2 separate regions of the Homo sapiens genome follow, and region 2 is linked to region 1. A link is a loop called in an ENCODE intact Hi-C map of the cell type or tissue named here. Cell type or tissue: heart right ventricle. All regions are shown on one strand.

Region 1 (8,000 bases):
ACTTCTGCAGCTGGCTTGAATTTCTCCCCAGAAAATGGTTTTTAATTTTCTATCACATCGTCAGGCTGCAAATTTTCCAAACATTTAGGCTCTGCTTCCCTTTTAAACATAAGTTCCAATTTCATATCAACTCTCTCAAGTTCAAAGTTCCACAGATCTCTAGGGCAGGAGCAACATGCCACCAGCCTCTTTGCTAAAGCATAGCAAGATTGACCTTTGCTCCAGTTCCCATTGAGTTCCTCATCTCCATCTGAGACTACTTCAGCCTGGACTTCATTGTCCAAATCATTATGAGAATTTTGGTCAAAAGCATTCAACAAGTCTCTAGGAAGTTCCAAACTTTCCCACATCTTTCTGTCTTCTCTCTGAGCCCTCCAAACTGTTCCAGCCTCTGCCTGTTATGCAGTTCCAAAGTTGCTTCCACATTTTCAGGTATCTTGATAACAGGGCCCCACTCTCCGCAGTACCAATTCCTCTTTTAGTCCATTCTCACACTGCTATAAAGAAGTACCTGAGACTGGGTAATTTATAAAGGAAAGAGGTTTAATTGACTCACAGTTCCACATGGCTGAGTAGGCCTCATGGAACTTACAGTCGTGACAGAAGAGGAAGCAGGCATCTTCTTCATAAGGCAACAGGAGAGTGTGAGTGTGTGAAGGAGGAAATGTCAAACACTTATAAAACCATCAGATCTCGTGAGAACCCACTCACTATTATGAGAACATCATGGGGGGACCACTCCCATGATCAAATCACCTCCCACTGGGTCCCTCCCTTAACATGGGGATTATGAGGATTACAATTCAAGATGAGATTTGGGTGGGGACACAGCCAAACCGTTTCAGATGGGAACACTGTTTCCCCAGTGATTGACAGCATCTGACCATGGATAGAACTATGTGTACTTAAATATGGTTGTGGACATCTTGTCATCCTTGCATAATCTCTTCAATGCTTTGCAGCTCTGCCCACCTGCAGTACAAGATGTGCTTGATGAATGCTAGGGAGTGATTCTGGAGCAGCATTTCCTGCACAGTCCCAGTCTCTATAAATCTGTCAATGGCAGAGTTTTTAACCTGCATAGTGAGGACCTTCTTGGGTTGGGAGGAGTCATCAGAGGGAAAGTAAGCCAGAAAGTTATCCAGTTTAACCTTCAACTTAAAATCTAGGGTTGAAGGGAAGCTCTGCTCACAAGGACTAACAGCTGAGCATTAGTGGAGAGGCCACTATTGGCAAATAGACCCTGCCTTGTCGTATTGGCCCAGGTAGCATTAGAAGGCAGGTCTTGAGGATTCTCAAACTGGAGGAAGAAAGATATGCTTCACCTGCTTATTTGGATCTGTTTATTTGAAGTAGAATTGCTGGCCCTGATGTCAAGAACCTGCAAAGATAAAACCTGGAGCTCTTTGAATAGAGCTACTGGAGAATGAGTCTTGGCGTCCTTTCGTCAGAACCTGAAAGAGTATGAGAGGAATATTCTCAGATAATTCTTTCAAGGATATCTCAAGTCAATCTTTTTCCTAGCAGCCAGAATTCCCCCATTCCACACTGAGAAGGATAGAATGGTTTTGGTAGAGAAAAAAGAGGCCAATAGTAATGGATGTGGGCTTATTCCCAAACAACTAAGTGAGCCCTATTCTCTTTCAGCTCAAGAGTATAGATTCAGGTTAATTTCTAAGACTGATTTTTCCAGAACACAGCTCTTGGAGTAAACAAATTTGCTGAGGACAAACAACACCTCAAGAATGGAGCTGCACTGGGCCTTAAGGCCCTAGGAAGCCCCATTCACATTGCATTCTATGTGAACGGTGCCTTCTGGAGTTGTGTAACACAGAGACTCTTTTAAGATCCCTGGCACTTCTATTATCTAACACAATGACAACTTTGTCAATATTCAGCTTTTGAGAGAGGGGCATATTGTTATAAGTAAGGGTATTGAGGAAACAGATATCGGAATGTGGCATCCTAGTTTAAGGGCAAAAGAAGCCTGGAATTAGACTATGCTCACTGCATCTCTCTCACTAAATGATTACATGGCTTTGTCATCCCATTCTATTTGTTTTCCTCTTGCCAATTCCTTTTTCTTCTCAGTCAATATAGCCAAATCCTCCATCTGATCTTTGAATTTTGGAGTTCTCCAGGGCACAGTCCTTGGTCCTCTTTTCTTCTCATCAGGGATGTCATTCAGTTTCACGGCCCCAAGTAATATTCCTATACTGAGAGAATCCAAATGTGTATTGCCAAGCCTGAGCTCTCACCTCTCTCTTCCAGACCCATAAAATCCCCTAGCCCGTTCCTCTTCTCTATTTGAGGGTCTCAGTCCTCTCAAACTTGACATTTTCACATGTAATCTTATCATCTTATCCTTCTGACTATACAGTTTCCTCATTAACTCTGGCACCTCTTTCCCACACCCTCCACAGCCATCACTAAATCCTCTCCTCAGAACTAAACCTAAAAGTGGTTCAGTTAGCTTCATCTTCTTCACTGCTAACAATAATCCAATCCATGATCATTTCTCACGTGGATTAAGGTGAGAGCTTTGTTGTGACCTCCCAACATCTACTGCAGCCCCACTGTGATCCACTATCACATGAATGTAAAATTAAACTTTGACTTTTAAATTAAAATTTGAGTTAAAATTGTAGTTTTTATTATGTTACTCTCCTTCTCCAAACCCTACAATGGACTGTGTAATTAAGGACAACTGTGAAAATATTTGTTTAATTGTGATAGATGCTGCAAAATACAAGAATAAGATGTCTGGGCATATATAGTGAGGGATCTCTAAGGGCCTGGATGACTAGGGAAGGCTACCCATTCCTTTTAGGACAGTGTGCAAGACCCTTACTCTAGCCCACAAAGCTTTGCTTGATATAGCCAAGTTCAATCTCTATTTCTCCAGGCTCATCTCATGTCACTATTTCTCTCAATGCACAATTCTCAACCTCATTGACTCTTTCACATCCTCAAATATACCAACATCTTTCTTGACTCAGGCCTTTAAACACGCCCTTCCTTTTGCCTGGAATTTCCTCCCTTGTCTTATTCACCTGTATAACTCCTATTCATCCTTCAAGTTGAAGTTCAAATGTCACTTCCACAGGAAAGCCTTCTCGGACCATCTAGGCTTGGTGATGTCTCTCTGTTATATGTTTCTAAGGCAGATTATAATTTTGTTTTATGGCAATCACCAATATTGATATAGATACTTATTTATGAGTGAAACATCTGCCTCCCCTCCAGACTAAAACCTCTGTGAAAAAGGATCCATATGTGTCTGGTTCATTGCTATATTTCCAGAACACACAATAAATACCGATTGAATGAACCAGAAAAGAAAGGTGAGTTAGGGCTCCCACCCGTAGGATGGCCTCCAGAATGGATCAGAGCAACTCACAACAGGGATGGATCTGGAAGCAGGCCTTTTGGCAAAGTGTTGAAAAGAGGTTGATTCAAAGTGGTGGCCACCAATTAATCTAGTGAACAAAGCTGAGTCTTGATACCTAAGCCTATAGGAGGAAATTATCTTCATCTAACAATTTCCCTAGGTAAGCTAAAAACAGAAAGTGCTCTGGATCCTTCGTTCCCCTTCAGTTTACCCTTTCCTGTCCCATGTTTAAGGAGCTAAGTCTGAAGGCAGGCCAGACTCATTATGGGGCTGGTTGGGAATTAATTGAATGACTGCTTTTCTGGCCAACGGTAAGTCTGATATGACTTAGCAAGGAGGACTCTCTTCTATCAGCATGATAGAAGATAGGGCCTGAACTGCAACTTGGTCAGAGACATGGCTCAGCATTTGAGAAGTAACTTGCTTTCATTCAAAATTGCTCCCCTATAGAGGACCAATAAAAGGATGTGCTGGATGACAATGGTAGGGTAGGGTATGATGAAGGTCATGGGAGAAAGACCTTGGTATGTCAGAAAAGACACATACCACAGAACTATTGTGCTAAAGAGTGACTGTCATCAGAAATCTTTAAGCTACACCCACTCCTGAAAGTGGATGGCTCCTGCCACCTGCTGGATGAGCATATGGAATGCGAGTGGAAAGGAAAGGATCATAATGAACTAGAACATAGAAAGAGCAGGCTGTGAAAGTTGGCAGCACAACAGGTATGGAGATAATGAGAAGAAACCATCCAGTTTCAGATTGTTTTCAAGAATTCCTGATTGTAACTTGATCTGGTGGCCCAGCTATGCTATGGAACTTGTTTCATGGCTGTATGGAAGGGCAAAGAATGATGTCAGAAGAAAGAAAAGCAATGCCATTTCTCTGCATCTTTGGCGAGCAATTTGGAGCTATTTTTGTGTGATGACTTTGCATTAAGTTTCCTAATTCTCAGTGTGGAAGGTCAGTATGATTGAATGAGAGCTGACCAGCAGTGCTATAAAATTCCACTATTTATTTTCTACAGCTTGATAGCACCTTCCTTCACTCCCATGGAGAAGCAAGCTTAATTTTGTCATCTCACATGCTAGTTAACAAATATGGTAGATGCCTTTTCTCAGTTTTTTTTCTTTCAGTTCTCAACAGCATGGAGCCCTATTCACCACCACTCCTGGAAGCTTTCTCCTTCCCTTCCCTTCTCTGATCTTCTGCCTTACTACTTTTTCTCTTGTCTCTTTGAGTGCACAATGGAATTCTTTCCAAGCTGTTCCTCTTTGCCACACCCCCACTGCAATGGGCTGAATGTTTGTGTCCCCTCAAAATTCATGTATTGAAACTCTGATCCCAATGTGATGGTATTAGGAGGTGGGGCCTTTAGGAAGTGCTTAGGTCATGAGAGTAGAGCCCTCATGAACAAAATTAAAGCCCTTATAAGAAGTCAGAGAGCTATCCACCACCTAGGAGTACAGCAAGAAGCCAGCAGTCTGCAAGTCTAAGGGGGGCCTCATAGAACCCTGATCTCAGACTTACAGCCTCCAGAACTGTGAGAAATATGTTTCTATTGTTTATAAGCCACCAGCCTATGGTACTTTGTTATAGCAGGCAGCCAAACTAAGACACACACCCTATCAAATATTTCTTGAATTCAGTACTTAAGCCTCTACTCATTTTAGTCTATCCTCTCTGCCTCAGGATTCTCTTTCCTCAAACATTACTTCTAAGCACATGACTACTAGATGTCTATTGTTGTCCTCACCACTGCCTTAAATTCCAGATATGCATTCCCTTCTCCATGCTGAACATTTGCTCCAGTAAGTTTCTCTGTCAACTCATTATCAGTATAACTAAATCAAAATTCATCAAGACTACCCAAAATGTGCTTACATTCCTTCATATCTCAATGCATCCCACTACCATGTCCCTAGATATTCTAGGCCCTCCTTGACCTTCCAATTGTTCCTTGGATGTCTCTTCCCTATAATTTTTCAGTTACTACTTCCAGGTCTCAAATTTAGATCACAATCATCTCACGTTTAGATTAATCCAATAATATTCTAGGGGTGGTTTTCTTTCTCTGTCTCCTCTTGTCTTTCCTTTCTTTGCTGCCAGATTAACCTGATGCAGATGCCTTTTGGGTCATATTTTTGGTCAGTTCTAAAAGGGCCCCACTACTTTATATCTTACTTGGTGGTCAAGGCTTTCCTGGCCCCAGTGAACCCCTTCAGCTGTATTTCCCATTACCCTCTTTCTTCCAGAAACACTTACATCAAAACATGAACTGAAAGATATCAGGCTTCCCTTTATTTTGCAAATTGCACAAAGACTTTTATACCATAAATGTGACACCACTGACACTGCATAATCTTGCCTCAATCCATCCATTCATTTGTCTGTCCATCTCTCTGTCTATGGATGCATGAAACTATGATTCCATCCACATACCTATCCAAGAAATGTTTGGAGAGTGTCTATAGGCCATGAACTAAACCAAAGTGCACACCCTATTAAAAGCTCCAATATCATCCTGTGAGGCAGGGCAAGGGATCCCCTGAAGGGACCTTCCTCCTAATTTCAAAACTGGTCCTCTGTTGTCTCTTCTGAGCCCAGTCACCTACTTTGGAGATTCTGTGACATGTTTTCACCACGACCTACCTCGTCAAGAAAAGCTGTCATATACAACCATGTTTTCATGCATCTTTCTGGATGCTGGAGCATGGAGTTCTCCCCACTGCCAATACCAAACACTACAAAATCCCCAAATGATTTAAGTACTATATATCCACTTAAGTGATGCTTCTCAACTCACATGCATCCTGGAACAGGAAGTACAACATCTAAACCCTTGTTTGAAGTTGTACAGTTTTTTTTATGTCAAATCTTCATATCTTGGTTAAACCTCCCTCTCTGTTGTAAAACCGTGTCTCCATCCATTCCTTCATATGATTTGTCTGTAAGTATTTATTCAACACCCAATTACCTGCCTTCTGATTTGTCTGGACCATGTTAGAGACCCATGGGACTTCATTTTGCTAAAATCAAAACCAAGTATACTTAATTTGCGAGGTCATGTTACCAATTACCTGCCTTCTGATTTGTCTGGACCATGTTAGAGACCCATGGGACTTCATTTTGCTAAAAACAAAACCAAGTATACTTAATTTGCGAGGTCATGTATGCCATGGTAAAAATGAAGCTCTCCATTTCTCTCTCATAAAGATTGTGCTGGGTGCCCACTGGGGCATGAGGATCAAGAAGACCTGTAATAAAGCTGTTGCTCACAAGCAGAGCCTGTGGGTCTGATACAAAGGAGCCTGAGGTTCCAGTATTACTGGGCACAAAACTGTCTTGGTCTGTGTTTCCCTTCTGAAAAGACAGATGGTCAATTTCCACTCTGTGGAAATCTTGGGCATGTGGCTAATGTTCTAAATATATAAAAATGCAACCCATGCCTTGGACTCTCTCCATCTGTGATAGGCATAGGAGTCCCAACCAAGATACTTCTTTGTGTGGGAGCCAAGTAAGACCACTAGAATCTCCCACTGGAGTCCTCCATGTAGGTTCTTGCAAGATGCTCTGACCCATAGGGTCACTAGCAGGATGTGTGGTTGCTGGGATAATTTCTAGTTCTTCATCCTTGTCCCAAGGCAGCTCTTCCTATATGGGAGAAAATGCCCATATGAGGTGGCTCTTCTTTCTTGAAATAGATTTTTCCAATCAAGTTATTTGGTTTCCATCTGAAAGTCTGTCAAAAGAGCAGGAAACACCAAGCTGTGGTGTTGTGAGAAGATTATCCTGTTGGCCATCTCTATGCTTAACAGTGTCCCAGAACGGCTGCAAGGTCCTTATGCAGAAAGCTCGCACTAGACTTGTTCTGTCCCCTGGAGAGTGGCCTCATTTCCATCTATCCTTGGCATATGAGAACATACCATATTGGAAGCCTAAAGTATATTCATTCACCTATGTTGGACATGTTTGAAAACATGGCTACCACATGTCTCTGTCTCCTGAACACCTGTGCTGAATAATGGAACCAATCTCAGGGACTGAAGGGACAAAAATATTGGGGAAACCAACCAGAGAAAGGGCCTGACAAGCCCATTACTACATTGTGTATGTGTGTGTGAGTGTGCGTGTGTGTGTGAGTGCGTGTGTGTGCGCGTGTGTGTGTGAGAGAAAGAGGCAGCATTAATGAGAGAGAGAGAGAGAGACAGTTCTGATCATTATGCAGGAATCTAGGGGCCATTTCTGAGAGTGTATATTGATAAGTAATAGATAAGAGCTCAAATCAAATGGCACTTACCAATGTCCAGAATGTCATATCCTGAACAAAAACCAAAGAAATACTCAGGGCCAGGAGGGAAGATGACAGCAGGGCCACGAAGCAGGGCTGAGACTTTTGGTGGAGTGTTAGTGCAAGTTGAATTGAACTCAACTATGATTGGAAAACTGCAAGAAGTTTCACAGACTGATCTATCTGAATAAAGGAGCTGGCCATGCCTTTTTCTTCTCCAGGTGTCCTACATAAAAAAACAACCTACTGAAATAACTTATTTCTCTGGATTTCAGGTTCTACCTTTCTGCATTACATTAAGCTAGTTAATATAACCAT
Region 2 (8,000 bases), 190 kb before region 1:
TCCCAGTCCTAGAGCAGGAGAAAACTGATGTCCCAACTCAAGCAGAGATAGAATTCAACCTTCCCCCACCTTTTTGTTGTATTCAGGCCCTTAGTGGATTAGATGATACCCATCCACATTGGTGAGGGCCACCTGCTTTACTTGGTCCACCAATTCAAGTGTTAACCTTTGCTGGAAACACTACACAACACACCCAGAAACAATGTTTAGCCTGATATCTGGGCATTCCATGGTCCAGCTTAGTTGGCACATAAAGTTAGCCAACACAAATGTCATAAACTCTCAGCAATAAGTGTAGGTCCCTATGCCAAACATATGCCCTCTCTGATTTAGATAAAATAATTTTGGTGTTGAACAATTTGGTTCAAATCCCAGGCTAACCATTTGCTTACTGTGTGGACTTTGTAAGTTGATAAGCCTCCCTGCCCTTGTTTTCTTCAAGGTTACTGAGAATTAGGGCACAGAGCAGGGGCTTGCTAACTCATCCAGAGGAGGATCATGTGAGAAACAATACAATTTCAGAAGTAACAGAGTTTGGTCTGATAAAATATGGGTGGAAGGAAGGAAAGGACCACTCAGGCAATTGGAACAGCAAGTGTAAAGGCCTAGAGATATGAAGTTGTCTGCAGTCCAGTTTGACTGCAGCGTGAGGTGTCCACAGTGGCAGGATGGAGAGGGAGACTATCTGCAGAGTGACTTCCAGGACAGCTCTAGGCCACGGTGCCCTTCCTTTTCCCAGTGCCATGTGCATTGACCCCTTGTTGGCATTTTAGGCCTTAGCTCATGAGTCATGTGACCATTCTTTGAATCTCAGCTTTACCACATATTAGCTACTTGATCTTGAGGTAATAGTTAATTCCTCAATGCCACAGTGTCATCACCTGCAGGACTGCAATAACAGTGGTATCATCTCATAGAGGGGTCATGAGCATTCAAGGATGTAGTTTATGTCAAGTCCCAAGAATAGTGATTGCCACAAATCATTGTTAAGCAATGTTGGCTGGTGTCAAGATCTGTCCCAAAAATGTCTTGTTCCTCACATAATATTCTTGGGGCAAGAGTTCCATCCATTTCCACTATATTATCCCCTGAACCTAACCCAGAACTAGGCACAATGAAAGAGCTTCATAGATACATATCCCACGATTGCTCCTTCCATACTTGCCTAGCCTCTCCAAGGATGCTCTCCTCTCTTAAAGTTCACTATTACTTGTGGAAGTAATTTAGATAATCCAGTTACCCTCCTTATTGTCAAGTTCAAATTTCTTAGTAAGCAAGTCCATTTATTCACTCTCTTATTCAAATACCCAAACACATAACCCACCACACACACACATACAACCCACCCCTTAGACCCTTCTGCAAGACTCTGCCCCCCTGAAGCTCTGGGCATCATGAAGGAGACAAGTAGGTAATCAGAAAGTTCTAATGCAGGATGATAAGTGCTCTACATAGGAGCACAGAGCAGGGTGCCTCACCTGGCCAACCTAGTGAGGGGTTGACAGAAAAGGTTGAGATCCAGATGCTAAGGAAGACTTAGTTAGCAAATGCAGGTGGGGAGGGGGAAGTCTGACAAAAGTTCAGTCTGGAGGAGAGGAAAGTTCTTTGATCTTAGGGAACTGCAATTGCTCTAGTGTGGACAATGGGGGTGAGGAAGAGGTAGCCATGAGGGTGGAGAAGCTACCAGAGACCAGGTCATAAAGAGATACATATGTCAAGTCAAGAGCATAGATTTTATTCTGAAGGATTTGGTTACTCATGGAAAGTTTTAAGTAGGAGGCAGTGACATGATTAGTTTGCCTTTTGAGGAGCCTTCTGTATGCAATGAGGTGAAGGAATGAATGGTGAGTTGGATACAAATGAACTGGAGGCTGTGAGACCATTAGAAGTCTATTGTAGGGGTCAATGAATAGATGAGAATGGTGGCAATGGAAGATGGCCCTTATTTTTTTCAGTAGAAAAGCTCCAACTTGGCCTATCATCATGGGGTAGAAAAGAGGAGCAAGATTCAGACACTTAGAAGGTGGAACCAATGGCCTGCCATCATCAACTGGATATCAGGAAGGAGACAAAGGGAGAAGGCTATGCAGATGCATGGTGTCTAGTTTGGGGCAGGCTATCTGGCAGTGCCACTCAAGTGAATAAAAAATACACTACAGAGAGCCAAGAGGAAAGAGGATGAACTCAGACCTTTCTCAATCAATTTCTCTTTCCTCTCTCCATCTGGCACCGTCTTTCCCTTCATGTTTCTACTCCAACTGCACCAGAATAATAGCTTTTCCCCAGCCATGCTTCTCCACCTTTGTTCATGCTGGCCCCTGCCTGCTGTGACCTCCTTTTATCTTCTTGTCTTTTAGTGTCCATGCCAAATATCACTCCCCAATGGTCCAACATAAGAATTGGATTTCCTCTTTGCCTGGCCTGCTCCTTGCCTTTATCACTAATCACAGTCATATCAGGAGTAGTTGCCTAAATATATGCTTTTTCCAGCAGGTATTACAGTCATCTCTTTGTGCTTGGACATGGCTGACTTCCAAGTCTGAACATGAATGGGGACTGAATTGACTTTTTCCCTCAGGATGGGGGCCTGTGCACCCATTATCCACATGCCAAATGCCTAAAGTCCCTGAAATATGCTTGTTCCTGCAGAGTAAGTTGTAATGGGTAAGCCTTAATCCCTGTTCTCAGTGAACTATGGGGTCTACTCAGAAAGTCTGAGTCAGAGCAAGCCTGGCTGAAGCTAGAAAGACTGTAACTAAATGATAGCAGTGAATTAGAAGTGAAAAACTGGGATTCATTGCAAGGAAAGGAAATTACCTGATACAGTTGGAGGCTACCAGGAGGAAATGTCATTTAGGGACTTGGAGTATGGGTAGTATATTGTTTATCTATTGCTACATAACAAATTACCACAAATTTAACAGGTTAAAAAAATACATTCATTATCTGACCGTTTCTGATGGCCAAAAGTCTGAATATTATTTAGATGGTTCCCCAGCTCAGGGTCTCATAAGGCTGTAATGAAGGCATCAGTCATGACTGTGTTCTTATCTGGAGGCAAGGCTGGAAAAGAACTCACTTCCAGTCTCAGGTTAGTGGTAAAATTCATTTCCTTACAGGACTGATGGCTCTGGATTCTTGCTGGTAGTCATTGATGGCTGAAGTTACTAGAGTCTGGCAGTTCCTTGCCATGCAGACTTCCCCAACATGGCCACCTCAACGAGAGTCTCTAGAACACGTTTTCTGGCAAGATGGAGTCGTATATAACATAATGAAATCATCTAAGTGACACTAATAACTTGTGCTGTAGTCTAACAGTGTAAAGCAAGTGGATTTATGCTTCTGGGAGGAGGAAATAGGCATACTTTCTCCTATTTCTTCCACTGTACAACTAAAAGCCTTAGGCATTAAATAAAACAAACGCAAGACTCTGAAAGGCAGAGAGAAGAGAGTAAACCAATTATGGACCTCCAAACCCTGGGAAAAAACCGGTGGTGTATACCCTGAGTTTTCTTTTTCTTTTATATATCCTGGACTTGAAGTTGATGAAGACAGTGACCTAGAAACACCAACAGGGCACAGACAAAAAAAAGTCTGAACAAAAGTCTGCTCTTTCTAGCCAAAGAACCAGGGGAAGGGCAGCCTAGCACGGCAGAAAACTTTTAGACAGTAACTGCTTCACTCCAACCAAATAAACGCACACACAAACTCATAAAACTGCTCCACCGCACCCATGCTAGCAAAGTCTGAGCAGGAAGCCTAAACTTACTTCCTTGAGAGGATATAATGAGAAATGTAGCAGCCCTATCAGAGTGGTAGTGAGGAAAGTTGAGTAGGAAACTAGGCCTTTCATTCCCATCAGCGAGTAATTAGCGTTTTCCTTCCTTAGCGTTATCAGTGGAGACCAGGTGGCAAGCTTGGACTTCCACTCCCATCTGGCAGTAAAAAAGCACCTTTCTCCCCTCTAGGGTGGTGTCAGAGGAAGCCTAATAGAGAGTCAGGACTTTCACCACTGCCAAGAAGTAATGAAGTCATCCCTATTGTAATGCTATTAAAAGCCACTCAGCTATAATGTGGTACTGGTGGAAACTTCCCAGCAATAATAATGAACCCGCCATTGGATGTCAGTGAAAGCCAAGTAGAGAAAATGGACTTCCACTTCTACCTGACAATTACAACACTGTACCCTCTTTTTTACCTGCTAGAGTGTAGTCAGAGGAAGTCATTTAAAATAGAAGGTTGTAATAAGATCTAGGGTTTTATAACAGAATATGAAAACGTGCATGTTTCAACAAAATGTAACTTGTCATACTAAGAGCCAGAAAGATCTCAAACTGAATTCTAAAAGACAATTAATAGATTCCAACATCAAAATGACAGAGATGTTAGGATTATCCGACAATTATTTTTAAAGCATCCATGATAAAAATGTTTAAATGAGCATTTATTAACATTTTTTAAACAAATGATAAAAATGGAAGGCTTCAGAAAAAAAATAAAGCTTCAACAACAACAACAAAAAACCCAGAAGATATGAAGAAGAATCAAATGGAAGTTGTTGGAACTACAAAATCCAATTACCAAAATAAGAAGCTCAGTTGACAGGCTCAACAGCAGAATGGGGGAACAGAGGGCAAAAAATTCCCAATGAACTGAGAGATGGAATACAATGAGAAATTACCCAATATGAACAACAAAGAGAAAATACTTCAAAAAATAAATGAACAGAGCTTCAGGGACCTGTGGTACTATAATAAAAGATAAAACTTCAATGTCATTGGAGTCTCAGGAGAGGAAAAAGGAGAAGGAGCTGAAAAACTATGCAAAGAAATAATGGCTAAAAACTTTCCAAATTTGGCAAGGGACATAAACGTACAAATCCAAGAAGGTGAGTGAACCCCAAACAGAATAAACTTAAAGAAATCCTTACCAAAGCCCATCCTGATTAAACTTTTGAATACTAAATATAAGATAAAATCTTGAAAGCAACCAGAGAAAAACAATGCCACGGAGGACTAAAAGAGGTGGCACAATATTTTTTTAATGCTGAAAGAAAAGATTTGTCCACCCAGAATCCTATGCCCAGTGAAAATATCCTTCAGGAATGAAGGAAACGTCAAGATATTATCAGACAAAGAATCTTGAAAATTAAGTAAGAAAAAGCACAGTAAACAAAAAGTGGGTAAACACAGTAGGCTTTTTAAATCCTTTTGATTTTCCTAAATAATGTTTGATGGTTGAAGCAAATATAATATTGTCTAATATTTTTCTAAATGCATATAGGGAAAATATTTAAAAACAATTATACTACAAATACAAAAGTGTAGAGACACAAAGAGAAATAAGTTTTCTACATTTTACTTGAACTAGTAAAATGATGACACCAGTAGACTTGGATTAGTTACTGTATACAATGTAATTCTTATAGTAACTACAATAAAAGCCATACAGAGATATACACTAAAAACACTATAGATAAATTAAAATGAAATCTGAAAAATATTCAAGAAACACAGAGAAAGGAAGAGAAAATAAAAGAGAAACGTACAACAGAAGAAAAAAGAAAACAAAAAATAAAATGGTAGTTCACTTTAAGCCTTACCAAGTTAACAATTACATTAATTGTGAATGGTCTATACATAACAATTAAAAGACAGAAATTGGCAGAGTAGATTTAAAAAACATGACCCAACTATATACTGTTTACAGGAAAGTCACTTCCAATAAAATTATATAGGCAGGTTGAAAATAAAGGATGGAAAAGGATATATAATGAAAACATTAAGCAAAGGAAAGCAGACATAACTATATTATCTGAAAATGTAGACTTCAGAACAAAGAAAATTGCCAGATGTATTAGAGAAATACATGTTTTATGTTCCTAAAAGGTCAATCTGCCAAAAAGACATAGCAATCCAAAATGGGTATACACCAAGCAATAGAGCTGGAAAACATATGAAGCCAAAACTAATAGAACTAAAATGAGAAACAGACATATCTACAATTAGAGTTGTAGACTTCAATACTTTTCTTTCAATGATAATAGAACAACTAGACAGAAAATCAGCAAGAATAGACAACTCAGTAACACCATCAGACAGCAGGATCCAATGAACATTAATAGAGTACTCCACTCAACAACACTACAATACACATTTTCTTCAAGTGTTCAAAAATCATATGCCAAGATAAACAATACACTTAGCCATAAAACATGCCTCAACAAATTTAACAGCATTGAAATCATACAGAGAATATTCTATGATCATCATATTGGAATCAAATTAGAAATCAATAACAGAAAAATAAAAGGAAAGTTTCAAAACATAGGGAAGCTAGACAACACAGTTCCAAATAATACATGAGTCAAACAGAAAATATTAAGAGAAAATATAAAATACATTAAACTGAATGAAAGTAAAAATATAGTATATCAAAACATGTGGGACCCAGCTAAAGCAGTGCTAATAGATTTATAGCACTAAATGCATACATTAGAAAAAAGGTCTCAAATCAATAATCTAAGCTTTTATCGCAAGAACCTAGAACAGTAAAATAAATCCCAAGCAAGTAGGAGGAAGAAAAAAATAAGAATAAGAGCAGAAATTGATTAAATTAAAAATTTTTAAAATAGAAAAAAATCAATGAAAGTGCTGATTCCTTGAAGAGATCAATAAATTGACAAAATTCTAGCAAGACTGACAAAGAAAGAGAAAATACATGAATACCAGGAATAAAACAGGGATATTAATATAGACCATGAAGACATCTGAAGGATAATAATGTGTATACGATTAACTCTACCCAGATAAATTTGACAACTTCGATGAAATGGGCCAGTTCCTTGCAAAACACATACTGCCACAACTCACTCAGTATGAAATGCAAAATTTGAATAGCCCCGTAAGAAAATTACTTTGTGATTAATAAAAAACTCCCACAAAAGAAAACTACAGAGGAAGGGTAACATCAGCAAGATGGTGAAATAAGACTTTTCAGTGCTCATTCGTCTGCATGAACATCAATTTGAACAACTATCCACACATGAAAATGTCTTCACAAAGGCTGAGGAAACCAGGTGAGAGATTATAGCACCTGAGTATAGCACAGAAATAAGAAAAGACACATTGAAGAGGGTAGCAAGGACAGTTCTACATTATCCATGTCAACCCTCCCCCAACCACAGGCAGCACAGCATGGAGAGAGGTACCCTTTGCTTGAAGGAAGAGGGAAGCGAGCACTGTACTTTGCCTCGGACCCCACTACTAGGTCTGTCCCACTAAAACCCAGTGGCAGACAGGCCCTGACACTCCAGACCCTAGACTGGTACATGTGGACTGATCCTCCAGGCCCACCCTGATGATAGACTAAATTCTGCATACCCAGGCTCCATGACTGCCTGGTGGGGTGGACTCCATCACCAAGCCACCCCACTTCCAGGTCAACCCCAGAAGCCCCAGGCCCTGGGCTGGCACCAGCAGCTGCAGGCCCCAGTTCACCCCCATAACCAGCACATGATGGCCCCAGTGGTGCCAGGCTGCAGGCCCACCCCTCTGCCAGGCCAACTGCCACAGCCCCAGCCATCAGGCTGGCCCCTGCAGACACAGACTCCAGGCCCAACCAGCACCAGGCCAGCCCTCTGGCCACAAATGCCAAACCAGTACCCACAGGCAGGGACTCCAAGCCAGGTGTGATCCCACAGCCCCAGCCTCCAGACCTGCCCCACAGACTTGATCTCTGGGCCTGCCATAGCACTCAACTGACCGCAGTGGGCCCAGGCTCCAGACGTTCCCCAGCATCAGATCAGCTCCAGTGAACTGGGGTTTCAGGATTGCCCCAGCACCAGGTCAGTTCCCACAGACTCAGGTTCCACGCCTTCCCCAGGACCAACCCAGACCCAGTGGCCCTGTACTCAGGGCTTGCCCAGTGTCAGGCTGGTCTCCACAGCTCCACTATCCAAGCTAGACTCTGCTGGCCTTCCAGCAGACCCAGGGTGTAAG

The links. A loop is a pair of places that touch in the nucleus more often than their neighbours do. Peaks named below come from ENCODE experiments on the same cell type or tissue, not always from the same donor. Only the 100,000 strongest peaks of a DNase experiment are listed, where the experiment ranks them.
Region 2: it touches region 1 in a loop (4-fold over the local background); 10 of 110 quality-filtered maps call a loop at or near these places.

Annotation. Positions count from the first base shown.
Region 1 is chrX:55,131,387-55,139,386 of GRCh38, reverse strand. It overlaps the pseudogene LOC100421179. Among named protein-coding and RNA genes, the nearest start is that of VCF2, 26 kb to the left of the region's middle. In heart right ventricle, a CTCF peak has its summit at 4,025 (motif pointing left); a DNase peak (open chromatin) is centred at 4,026.
Region 2 is chrX:55,323,067-55,331,066 of GRCh38, reverse strand. No RefSeq gene overlaps it. Among named protein-coding and RNA genes, the nearest start is that of PAGE3, 62 kb to the right of the region's middle. In heart right ventricle, no CTCF peak of the experiment used is centred here; no DNase peak of the experiment used is centred here; H3K27ac peaks cover 2,791 bases.